Linked DNA regions of Homo sapiens: region 1 is linked to region 2. The links are chromatin contacts, found by Hi-C or POLR2A ChIA-PET in ENCODE. All regions are on one chromosome and are shown on one strand. The core of a region is the stretch at or near the end of the contact, and the rest is flanking DNA. Distances in the headings are between cores, read along the strand shown.

The links. A loop is a pair of places that touch in the nucleus more often than their neighbours do. ChIA-PET counts read pairs that join two places held with the same protein, here RNA polymerase II (POLR2A). Pooled maps may share reads with other maps.
Region 1: a map of ascending aorta shows a loop between it and region 2 (9-fold over the local background). The contact joins two enhancer-like sites. A Hi-C loop is called at or near these places in 8 of 168 maps with a recorded cell type or tissue (Caco-2, Calu3, HepG2 and 5 more), 15 of 37 single-sample maps with no recorded cell type and 18 of 50 pooled maps. POLR2A ChIA-PET finds 5 or more read pairs at or near these places in 6 of 52 experiments (A549, AG04450, K562 and 3 more).

The regions. Positions count from the first base shown.
Region 1 is chr1:211,546,605-211,553,027 of GRCh38, forward strand. LOC107985261 (a long non-coding RNA gene) reads right to left here and starts at 1,676. Exons shown (of 3, transcript XR_001738449.1): 1 at 1,364-1,676; 2 at 328-453. RefSeq lists a silencer at 2,032-2,439. Within about 2 kb of position 5,112, at least 3 of the 41 ENCODE cell types and tissues checked have a DNase peak (open chromatin) inside an H3K27ac peak, as active enhancers do; they include ascending aorta, where a contact is called at or near this core.
Region 2 is chr1:211,513,767-211,519,823 of GRCh38, forward strand. No RefSeq gene overlaps it. Among named protein-coding and RNA genes, the nearest start is that of RD3, 25 kb to the left of the region's middle. RefSeq lists silencers at 460-549, 1,562-1,921 and an enhancer at 5,132-5,181. Within about 2 kb of position 1,630, at least 13 of the 41 ENCODE cell types and tissues checked have a DNase peak (open chromatin) inside an H3K27ac peak, as active enhancers do; they include ascending aorta, where a contact is called at or near this core.

The DNA of each region.
Region 1 (6,423 bases), core at 3,862-6,361, 36 kb after region 2:
CCTCTATCAGATCACTCTCATTATCCTACAGATACGTTATTTCTCCTATCTGAAAAATAGCCCTCTCCTAATCTCACATCCCCTACCGGCTACTGCCCCATTTCTCGCTCCACTGTCTTCAGTTCGTATCTTCCTGTTCTCTCCAAGCCCCACTTCAATCAGGCTTTTCCCTTCATATCTCCACAAAACGGGCCTTCTCAAGGTCACCAATTACTTGCCAAATACTCAGCTTTCCGTTTCTGTCTGACTTCATCTCAGAATGTTTAAACCCAGTCAATTGTTCATTCGTTGGGACACTGCCCTCCCCTCTCCTGGCTTGCCTCCTACCTCACTGGCTGCCCCCTTCGTGGTGTCCTTTGCTGGCTCCTCTTCATTTTCCTGACCCCCAAACATTGGAGTGTTCCGGGGTTCTTTCTTTGGATTTCCTATCTTCTCAAGAGCCCATGTTGGTGGCTGTGAATTCAAAATAAGGCCAATTTCAACCAGGTTTATGGCTTTAAATACCTCCTCTAGGCCAGGCATGGTGGCTCACACCTGTAATCCCAGCACTTTGGGAGGCTGAGGCAGGTGGATCACCTGAGGTCAGGAGTTTGAGACCAGCCTGGCCAACATGGTGAAACCACGCCTCTACTAAAAATATAAAAATTAGCCCGGCATGGTAGTGCACCCCTGTAGTCCCTGCTACTCAGGAGGCTAAGGCAGGAGAATTGCTTGAACACAGGAGGTGGAGGTTGCAGTGAGCTGAGATCATGTCACTGCACCTCAGCCTGGGCAACAGAGCGAGACTCCATTTCAAAATAAACAAACAAATAAGTACCCCCTCTAGCTGACGACTCCTAAATTGGCCTTTCCAGCCAGATCGTTCCCCTGAATTCTAGGTTTGAACATCCAAATGTCTATTTAATATCTCCCCTGGCATGTTCAATAGTCATCTCAAATCTATCATATTGAAGACAGAACTCCCGGTCTTTCTCCCCAAAATCCACTTTTCCTGTAGTCTCCCCATCTCTGTAAGTAACGAATCCATCCTTCCAACTGTTTGGGCCAAAAAGCTTAGAGTCATCTCTGCCTCCTTAGTTTCTTTCATATGCACATCTAATCTGTCAGGAAACCCTGACAATTCTCCGAGTGCATCTTGAATCTGGCGACTTCTCGCCATCTACACCACTGGGACTAGTCTGAACCTGACCTTGCCCTTGCCCACCTTCATTCTGCCCTCAACAATGCAGTCAGAGGATCCACTTCAAACGTGTCAGATTAGGTCATTACTCATTTCAAAGCCCTTGAATGGCAGCTCAAAAGTCTCCATCTCTTTCAGAATAAAAGCCAGCGTGCAAACGCTCTAGTGTTTCTTTGATCCTACCTTTATCTCCCACTCTGTTTCAGCCACACTGGCCTCCTTGTTCCTGATCATGGACTTCTGCAGGGCTCTTCACCTGGCATGTGCTTCCCCAGATGTGTGGCTTGCCCTTTCTCTTCTTTCAGGCCTTTGCTCAAATAGCACATCATCAGTGATGCTTTCTTTGCTCATCCTTATAAAATGGGAACCACTTCCCCTCCCAGCTTTATTTTTCTCCTTAGCACTTCTCGCTGTCTGACTTACTATAAATTTTGCCCACCTCTCCCTTCCAGAATGTAACTGCCACAAGGGTAGGGCCTGTATGTGGTTCACTGGAGTATCCTCAATGCCTAGAGTGATGCCTAGCCCACAGCAGGCATTCAACACTATTTATTGCATTAACTCAGGGGCTAGGTATGGAGGTCACAGGTGTGAGGTGAGGCTGAGAGGCGGGCAGGAGCCAGACCGGCAGGCCTCGTAGGTCTTGCTAAAGATCTGGAGGAGGTTGAAATGATCATGGCTGTGTTTGGGAAAGTCCCCTGGGCTCCAGGAGAGAGAATACTTTCTAGAAAGGTGATTCTTGACTTTGTGGGGTTTTGCGTGGGCAGGTCTGAAGATTTGTTTTCTGGAAAGGCAGCTTCTACTTAGAAGGGGTAGGGGGAAGAGCTCTGGGACTAAGGAGGTCTCTGCATTTTGACAAGACTACCACATGGGGCTGTAATTATGGGTAATCAGCCCTGTGCTTCTGAGTCAGCAGCTCAATCAAACCCTTTAAGGTGACAGGTTGCAGCACCGCCTCCTCCCTCCAAGCCTCCGCACTGGGAGCCTGCTCCGCCCTGCTGAGGGCTCACTTCTCAAGAGCATCAGGATATGCCAGATGCAGCATTCTCCCACCTCCCTGCCACCCACTCTCATCCCTCCCTTTCCTCCTGCACTCCTCAGTCTGAAGAGACTTTAGTGGAGATCAAGTCCAAGGGGCAAGAGGCCAGCTGAGCTTCTCAGTCTAACAGACAGTGGGGGAGGAGCCACCTAGGCACAGGAAGAGATAGGCGCTGAGCAGATAGCAGGCGTCACATGCAGACCCTCTCAGGGTGGGGCCACTGGGAGCCACAGGGCACAACCTGGGGGCAGCTTTCAGTGAAAAGCTGCCTCTCCCCAACATTCCAGCTATCCAAACAACTAGACTCTTTATTCAGCGTCTCCTAGGCCTACTGGGCTCCTCAGACTAAATTTGCCTTCTGCACATTCCCTGAGGGTTTTAATAACCTACCAGTAAGAACAACAAGTCCATTTCTACTAACCTAATAAGTCAAGCCAAGGTGGAAATACCTTTCAAGGGCCTCTCCCTTCCCAACTCAGCTGGACTTTCATTGCAGAAGGAAGCAAAGTTAAATTTGGGTTTGCTGTCAAGATGCACTTAACTATTTAGTTTTGCCAAGGAAGGGGGTGGGGGGATCACAGCTGGCAAGGCAGAATGTTCCATTCCCAGGCACTCAGGGGTTCAGAATTCTTTCCTACCATCTCACGTGCTGGCTTGTAGGATTCCTGCCAGCTGCTGACCTCCCGGGACCTGCTCCGGAGGCCTTGCCAGGCACGTACCACCTCATGAGACTGCAGGTCCTTGAGGAGGACACCAGGGCCTGCTTGGGCTTGCTCTGTCACCAACTACAGTTTACAGGGTAATCCCACATGGGGCATCCTCCAAGTACAGGGATACCGGTAACAAAGGAGACCAGATAGGAGGGAGCTCCCAGAAGCTCACAGTCCAGACAGGATCATCAGCGGTTCAGACAGAAGCCAGTCTCTCTCTGGCCCCTCCATCTCCACTCCCAGCCCAGCAGTTATGTCCATCCAGCCTTTCCATTCTCTCCTGGCCCAAGAAAAGTTTCTCTTTTCCCAGTTCCTACTCATGAAAACCTAAATATAGTGAACTTGATTCATTGGCTGATAGATTCACCTGTAGGGAGAAAAATTTTTGTTCATTTTTGGGGAATGGAAAGAAGGGGAAGACAGGGCAGAAACAGCATTTTGAGTTCCTTCTATCCTATGTTAGTTATCCTGGTGTTTGGAAGGTACCCCAATACCTGAGCTTGCAACTGGAAGGACTTGGGTTTGAATCCCAACTTGCCTTGTGTTGACTGTTTAGCTCTGGGCAAGCTGTTTAGCATCCCCAGGCCTCTGTAGCTAGAACTGTAAAGCGGGGACAAGGATTCCTTCCTTCAAGGGCTTCTGCAAAGACTAAGGTGACTGCAAAAGTAATTGCGGTGTTCTTATTATTGGAATTTGCTGTTTGATTTTGGAATACATTCTTATATAAATGTGGTTATGTTATACATCCTTTTAATGGGAATTTCTTGCTTTTTTTTTGCTAATGACATATTACTTGCTGTTTATTTTGTGTTTATTTTAGACTATGGAAATGATATTAGACAAAAAGCAAATTTGAGTAATTTTCTTATTCGAATTCAAAATAAGTCATAGAGCAACGGAGACAACTCACAACATCAACAACACATTTGGCCCAGGAGCTGCTAACGAACGAATGTACAATGCAGTGGTGGTTCAAGAAGTTTCACAAAGGAGACGAGAAGCTTGAAGATGAGAAAGTAGGGGCTGGCCTTCAGAAGCTGACAATGACCAATTAAGAGCAATCATCGAAGCTGATCCTCTTACAACTACACGAGAAGTTGCCCAAGAACTCAACTTCGATCATTCTACAGTCGTTTGGCATTTGAAGCAAATTGGAAAGGTGAAAAAGCTTGATAAGTGGGTGCCTCATGAGCTGAGCGAAAATAAAAAAATCGTCATTTTGAAGCGTCATCTTCTCTTATTCTGTGCAACAACAAGGAACTGTTTCTCGATTGGATTGTGATGTGTGAGGAAAAGTGGATTTTATACAACTGGTGACGACTGGCTCAGTGGGTGGACTGAGAAGAAGCTCCAAAACACTTCCCAAAGACAAACTTGTGCCAAAAAAAGGTCATGGATTTTTAGTGGTCTGCTGCTGGTCTGACCCACTATAGCTTTTGAATCCCAGTGAAACCATCACATCTGAGAAGTATGCTCAGCACATCGATGAGATACACCGAAAACTGCAATGCCTGCAGCCAGCATTGGTCAACAGAAAGGGCCCAATTCTTTCACAACAATGCCCGATCGCACGTCGCACAACCAACTCCTCAAAAGTTGAACAAATAGGGCTATGAAGTTTTGCCTCATCCACCAGATTCACCTGACTTCTTGCTAACCGACTACTACTTCTTCAAGCATCTTGACAACTTTTTGCAGGGAAAATGCTTCCACAACCAGTAGGATGCAGAAAATGCTTTCTGAGAAGTCCGTCGAATCCTGAAGCATGGATTTTTATGCTACAAGAATAAACAAACTTATTTCTTGTTAGCAAAAATGTGTTGCTTCTAATGGTTTCTATTTTGATTAATAAAGATGTGTTTGAGCCTAGTTATGATTTAAAATTCACGGCCCAAATTCACAATTTACTTTTGCACCAACCTTAATAAATAAGATGCAGGCAAACTTAACCCTTACAATCTCAGTAGTAAACTGTTAACAGTACAAAATTCCTTTCCCTTCCTCAAAATGTGGATATTGTGATCTGTATTTTAACAGATGAAGAAACTGAACTATTCCAGCCTGGGCAATATGGCAAAATCCTGTCTCTACAAAAAAATACAAAAATTAGCTGGGCATGGTGGCACATGCCTGTAGTCCCAGCTACTCGGGAGACTGAGGCGGGAGGATTGCTTGAGCAGGGGAGGCAAAGGTTGCAGTGAGCCAAGATTGCAACACTGCATTCCAGCTTGGGTGACGGAGCAAAACCCTGTCTCAGAAAAAGAAACGTAACTACAAAGAGATTAAATCATATTATGCCAACAGAGGAAATGTCTAAGAGATGTTGCAAGCCTGAAAGCTGAGCCCTGGCGGAAGGGTGAGTCTCCAGCGATGTCTAGGAATTTGGAGTTTGTCGAGGTGGGTCTTCACTCTTGGTAACCCTTGGGCCATTCAGCTTGGTTACTTGCAACCCTAGTTACAAGCAGGTTAGACCTCTCTATGCCAACAAGTTTGTGCCCATTCCTCTGCTAGATATCATAGGAGGATTTAAAAAGGAGTCCCAAACAGTCCCAGGCTGGCTGGCCCCCAGGCCGGGCAAACCAGACCGGCCGATCACTTTAGTTCTCATATTCACAGAATTTACAATCTTACTGGAAAACAAGACTGACACTCGTTGCTCAGAGAGGACCACTGAATGGGGCTTCTGGAAAAGGAACTAATACTTAAGTGCTGTTTACAAATCTTGGGCTGAGTGCCATTTCAGGATGACCCACTGAACACAAGCTACAGCTTTCTCTTTTGGCTCAAGTCCTTCAAATCACAGTAGGGAGAAACACATTTTTAGTGTCAGAATTTATTGAGGCATAACTTACCTATAAAAATTCATTCCTTTTATAAGCTTATGGCTTTTGACAAACGCATACAGTTATATAATCCCCATAATAGAGATAAAACATTTCCATCACACCCGCAAGTTCTCTCCTGTCCCTTTGCAGTCAATTCCCTCCCCGCAGCTCCCAGCCACTGGCAACCACAAATCTGATTTCTGTCCTTACAGTTTTGCCTTTTCCAAAATGCCGTTTGGCAGGATTTATATAAGGGAACTTTTTGAGTCTGGCTTCTTTTACTTAGCATAATGCTTTTGAGATTCACCTATGTTGTGTATATCTGAAGCTTTTTTTTTTTCTAAGTTGTGTTCCATTGTATCAAAGTGTGATGATTGTTGCCAGGTGCAGTGGCTCACTCCTATAATCCCAGCATTTTGGGAGGCTGAGGTAGGAGGATCACCTTGAGGCTAGGAGTTGGAGGCCAGCCTGGGCAACATAGACTTCCTCTCTACAAAAATAAAAGTATGTATATATATACATATTTTTTTAAAGTTGTCATGATTTGTTTATCCATTCACCAATTGATGGGCATGGGGATTGTTTCTAGTTTCTGGTGATTATAAATACAATAACTACAAATATTCACAAACAGATCTTTGTGTGGACATAAGTTTTCATTTCTCCTGT
Region 2 (6,057 bases), core at 380-2,879:
GGGTTTTACCCTTTGCAAATGCATTCTCAGACACTCATTTTAGCCTCGTGACAGCCCTGTCTGGTGGGTACTACTATCCCCATTTTGCAATTGAGAAAACTGAAGCTCTGAGATCCCAGGTCCTGCCCCAGTTGGGCACTGGGGTGGGACTCCAGGTGGGTAACAGATTGAGTTGCCCTGACCACCTAGCAGAAGGGGTAGACGTCAGAGGCAGTGAGACCTGCAGGATGACTTTTACCAGTGGTTCTCAAATTTGAGCATGTTTCAGAATCCCCTGGAGGGCCTGTGAAAAACACGAATTGCTGGGCCCCAACCCCAGAGTTTCTGACTCAGAGTCTGGGGTTGGGAGTTGGTCTTGCTGAGAGCCCTCTAACCATTAGCAGCGGCGACATCTTGTGGTGAGGGACAGAATGTACCTTGGGCTCCCTCAGCCCTGATTACCCGCGCGTCCAGGATGATGCCGGACCAGGCTGCACCGCCCAGAGGCCCGACGGCGTCGCTGGGGCAGACCCAGAGACTCTCACACGCCTTGTCCTTGCCCGGAGGGTGCAGGCGCCTGCATGCCTCATTTACCCTAGAGAGAACAGGAAAACCTAAACTTGTTGTGCAGAACCTGCAGCTTCGTGTTAGAATACTATTTCCTCCCCCCACCTCCCTTTTTGTTAGAGACAATATCTCTGTTGTCCAGGCTGGAGTACAGTGGTGCTCTGCTCGCTGTAGCCTCCAACTCCTGGGCTCAAGTGATCCTCTCGCCTTGGCCTCCCAGAGCGCTGGAATTATAAGCATGGCTCATCGCACCCGGCCCAGAATATTTTTTATTCTCATTTTTGTAAATAAGTTTCTTCCCTGGTCTTTCCACCGGAGCCTGTGAATCGCAGCCTCGTGGCACCACCACAGTTGGCTTCTCAAGTCGGGAGGCTGACTCCTTGAACCGGGCGCCTCACTTCACGATTGCTTTCAGCTCAAAGGAGCATTTTACAACAGGAACCATTATCCCTGGTAGCTTGACGTCCAGCCCTGACACGATTTTCTGATTGACTAAAATTAGGGTAATGAGTTATGAGGGCAGAGAATGGAGCTGCGATCCCTGTAGGCGGGGGCAGTACCGCCTCTTATTTCCTCTGCCCAGGTGGTTAAGTTGGTAGATTGGGGTGTAGGTGTCTCTGGAGTTGGGCAGCAATGGGTGGGGTAGTAGAAGGACACCTGGTCTGTGTCCGGGGCTGGGTTCGAATCCCCACTCTGCCTGTGAGCTGAGAGCCCATGGGCACATCACCTGAGCTTTCTGCGTTTATCTGTAAAATGGGCAAGAGGCAATCAGTCATTTATATGAAAGCGGCCTGCAGTGCCTGGCACCGAGGCGGGCACGGATGGGCATTTGGTAAGGCAGGGAGGAGGAGCGCGGCGCCTGGAGGCTCCCGGGGCAGGGGAGAAGGGCATCGAGAACGGGGGCGGCGTGCGGGGTGGGAAGAGGAGAGAGTTCACGGCTTGCTCCTTCCCCTGCCCCCAGCCGCCTCAGCCCAGGCCTGAGTCTCTCCCCGTCTGGGCCTCTGCTTCCTGCAGGCACAGCCAGGGCCAAGACGCGCCCCTGGGCCTCCCTCCCCTTCGACGTCTCCACCCGGTATGGAACATTAATCATTAACCGTCCTGTGGCCAGGCCCAGCGGGGCGCCCGCTTCAGCTCTCCCGGTGCCACCTAGCTGAGTCACCGCGGTCTGGGCAGCTCCCCGCAGCCAGGACCTCCCTCCGGGCCGAGGGTCGCGGGGTTCGAGCCGCGGCGAGGTCTTGGGCTTCCCAGGGGCCGCTCCTCGGTGCGCCGCCGCCCACAATCAGCAGGGGGCGCCCGTCCCGACCGCGGGAAGCCGGCGGGGCCACCGAGCGGCGGGCTGGCCTGGCGGGGCGGTGTCAGGGCGGCAAGGCGGCGCCTCCCCAAAGCCGTAAACCTTCCCGCCCGGCTGACTACGCCGGCCCAGCCACGCACGCGCACCCCGCATGCCCCGTGGCCTGTGAGGTTATTCAAGAAGCCAAGGTCGGGAGTGGGGAAGGTCAGCCTCTAGCCCGGCACTGTCTGGAAAAGATCGAACCAATTAATTGACTGTAAGAAGCATGTAACCAATACAATGGAAGGCATTGCTACCCTTCCTCCACCAGGTTCAGGACCTCATGCCCAAGGAACGGCGCGCAGGAATTGGTAGTAGGTTGTGGAGGGTCAGGGGCTCTCCCAGCATCCTGAGGCTGTCTCCTGTGAAGGCCACTCCAGAGGTTAAAGCTTTCCCGGGTGCCAGGAGAGCTCTCCTAATTCAGCCGTAGGGATCACCAGTAAAGATGCTCAAAAATCCCAGCATCTCCCACTTGCAACCCACAGGGGATTCTATTCTACTCTCTCTAATTCCCCATGGCCACATAGTTGAGGTCACTTAACAATTTTTTTTAAAGACGGAGTTTCGCTCTTGTTGCCCAGGCTGGAGTGCAACGGCGCTATCTCGGCTCACCGCAGCCTCCGCCTCCCGGGTTCCAGCGATTCTCCTGCCTCAGCCTCCCCAGTGGCTGGGATTACAGGCATGCACCACCACGCCTGGCTAATTTCGTATTTTTTGTATAGATGGGGTTTCTCCATGTTGGTCAGGCTGGTCTTGAACTCCCGACCTCAGGTGATCCGCCCTCCTCAGCCTCCCAAAATGCTGGGATTACAGGCATGAGCCACCGTGACCGGCCGGTCACTTAACATTTAACCTAACACCCACCTGCCAGCAGGTCAAAGGTTATTGCCTATGACTGGCCAGGTTTCACTTCGGCTGCCGTGGTGCTCCTGATGTGACTGCACTGGGCAGACGGACCTGAAGTACTGTCCCTGTATTAAGTGGAGTGGCCCCGGGAATGAAGCCATAACAGCAGCCAGAGACAGCAGCCCAGATTGGCTGTCTTGACAGCCCAGAGCCAGTGTGGTCAAATCTGCCCCCATGATGCCTGTGTCCTTGCTATTCCCGCCCCAGTCATCCCCCTCTGAACCCCAAGGAGTAGCTGTGAGGGTGCAGGTGGGTGAAAGAGACAGGCAGTGGACATTAGTGCAAGAACTAGGGTCATGGGTTCTGAGTCCAGCTGGTCACTGCATACCTACGTGATGACACATAATTTCTCTGAGTCTCAGTTTCCCCAGCTGTAAACAGCACTAATAGGAACTGTGTGGACTACCTCAAAGGGTTGGTAAAGGGTTCAAATTAGATAACGAATGTTCATCACTAACCCATTCATTCGTTAAATGTTTATTACAAACTTGCCTGAAAGATGATGATCCGTCTTCTCAGTGGCAGCAGAAAAATCATGAAAGACCCTGCCCATGACGCCACCTGTGGTGCACACAGGCTTAGCACCAGCCTTTCTTAAACTGTGTGAGCAGGAGGGCTGCTGCAGAGGAGGAGGGATGCAAGGTGAAGGGGGAGGAGAGGCAGGAACTGCATGGTGGAGGAAGCAGGAAGAAGGGCGAGGCCTCACCCATATGGCCTCAGCAGGCCCTGTGATCTCCCTGTTGAGCCCAGGTTCTCCCAGAAGCTCCCTGGGAATTACTGAGCTGGGTGTGGCTTCCTAGCCCCACACCTGCCCAGCCAGCTCAGGGCCCCTCCGTGCTGTCTTCTCAGGATCCTGCTTCAACCTGCTGCCACTTCCCCATGCCTAGCTCACTGTCACTTTCTCCCTTACCTGCCCTCTCAGCCTCAAACTGATAATTTGGAAAAAGAGGCGCCTGGAAAAAACCACTTCCAGGGTACAGCAGGAACCAGCCTCACTCTTCTTTCTCTCTTTTAAAAATTATTACGATTTTTACTGAGATGGGTTCCAAGTATCACTCTCCACCACCTCATCACCTTCTGGGACCTGGATGGACTCCAGATCACTATGTTGCCTAGGCTGGTCTCAAACTCCTGAGCTCAAGTAATCCTCCGGCCTCGGCCTCCCAAAGTGTTGGGATTACAGGCGTGAGCCACTGTTGCCTGGTCTGGCCTCGCTTTTAATTTTGGCTTCCTGGAGGCTTTTGCTGAGGTAGAGATGCAGGCCACCCTTGCCTGACAATGCCTTCCAGGCAATTGAGTGGCTGAGCCAGTGGGAGAAGGTGGGCTTCTCTCACTCCCAGGTGTGGTGGTAGTGAACCAGCCCAGGTGGTCAACATGAACTGGGAACATGGAAGACAAAGGTAAAAGAGCTGGTAAGGGAAGCAAAGCAGGTTTGGGAATAAAGCTTAAAATCTGGTACAGAGTGGGTTACCATGCCGTCCCTCTGGGGCTGACACATCAGGCGGAAGCCCCCAAATACAGGGTTAGTCTTGTCATGTTACAGTTCTCCCACTGGGCTGAGAACTTCCCAAAGACACAAGCCATGTTTCTTCCTCATCTTATAACTTGTGTAAAAGGCTGGATCCCTTGGAGTACAATCTTCTCACTGGGCACCTGCTGGCCATAGGCCAGCCCGCAGAGAGCAGGGCAAGGGTACGCATGTGCCCCCGAGTGGCTCTCTTAGCCAGGCTGGGCCAAGGTTCACCCATTTCCAAGCTCAGCCTCTGGGCATACCATGTTTGGAGCCCAAGGGCAGTTTTCCATGCAACGAGGCACGTATCACTCTCTACCACCTTGTCACCTTCTGGGACCTGCGTGGACTCCAAATCCCTCTCTCTAGATGTAAAATTGAACCTGGTGGAGGCTCTGCAGCTGATGTGAAACCACCACTTCCTCTCTCCCCAGATGGTTCCAGCCAGAGGCCAGCCAGTCAGCCCTGTTAGGGTGAGCACCTACTGTGTGCAGAGCCAAGTGCTCAGTGTATGATACTCACCTTTTGTTTTGCCTGCCTATTATCCCTTCCCCTTATTCTGGCAAAAGCTTTCCAATTCTTAACCTTCCACTTGTAGTCAGTAAGATTCCCACAGGGCCCATTGCCAGAAGGAAGCCCCTGGGCCAGGCCTGGCCACAAGATATTTTACCCCAGCCTCTGACACTGGTCACAGAGATCATCAGCACCAGGGCTGTAGCTGGAACTAGTGGGAGGAGAAACTCTCTCTACTGGTGGATTACATGAGCCTGGGACTGCTGATGGGCATCTTGCATCACCAGGGGAGAGCCACGCCAAGGAACAGAGAAAGACCAATTCCTGAGGACATCGCTTAGGCTCCTGGAGCCACCGTGGCTGGAATGGCCAAGCTATGACTGCCTACATTTCCTAAGTTACTTTGAATTGGGTTTTCTGTCACTTGAAACTAATAATGGTGACCAAAATGAGGAGAGGAGGGTGCTCAGAGAAATAAAGAGAGGAAGTGAAATGATTTCTACTTTCAGAAAGGTCCCAGGCTGAGGGGAAATATGGTTTTCATCCTCGGGTGTCTGAACACATGATCTTCCATTTTTTTAACTGTGTGTGTGTGTGAGAGAGAGAGAGATTGTGATATATATATATATATATACACATACATATGTGTATATATACATATACACATTGAGAAAAATTCTTATACTTTTTATTTCTTTGTCAAAAAATACATATCCAGAATGGAAAACTTATTTAAAAAAGAAAAGAAAGAAAGAAAAAAGGAAGGAAGGTAACCTGTATGCCACCCTCCACTGTTACTCTTTTTCAGTGGGTTCATGTGTGCATACACCTTTAACAAACTACAGAGGGTCATCTGGTAGAGATTACTTCAATTTGTTTTTCTCCCCACTTACCAACACATGGGGATCTTCTTTGCAAAAACATAGAGGAAACTTTTAGGAGGCAAGTCTCATGGCCCTACCGTGTTCACATGCATCTCGCCACCCAGCCTGTCATCTTGTTTCCTAAAAGAGGCACAGGAGGCCATCTGTGGATGAAAAGTGCCAATTATTCTCCATAGTGTCGCTGTTAGAGAAAGTCTTAAAAAACAGAGCATTCATTCACTCACTTGTTCAATAAGTAAATATTTAAGTGCCTCTCAACATGCAGGGCACTGAACTATGCGCTTAGGGTATGATGAACAAAACCAGACATTGTCTCTGCTCCTTGGAGCTTACAGCATAGTGAGGCAAAGTCATTCATCAAACACTTG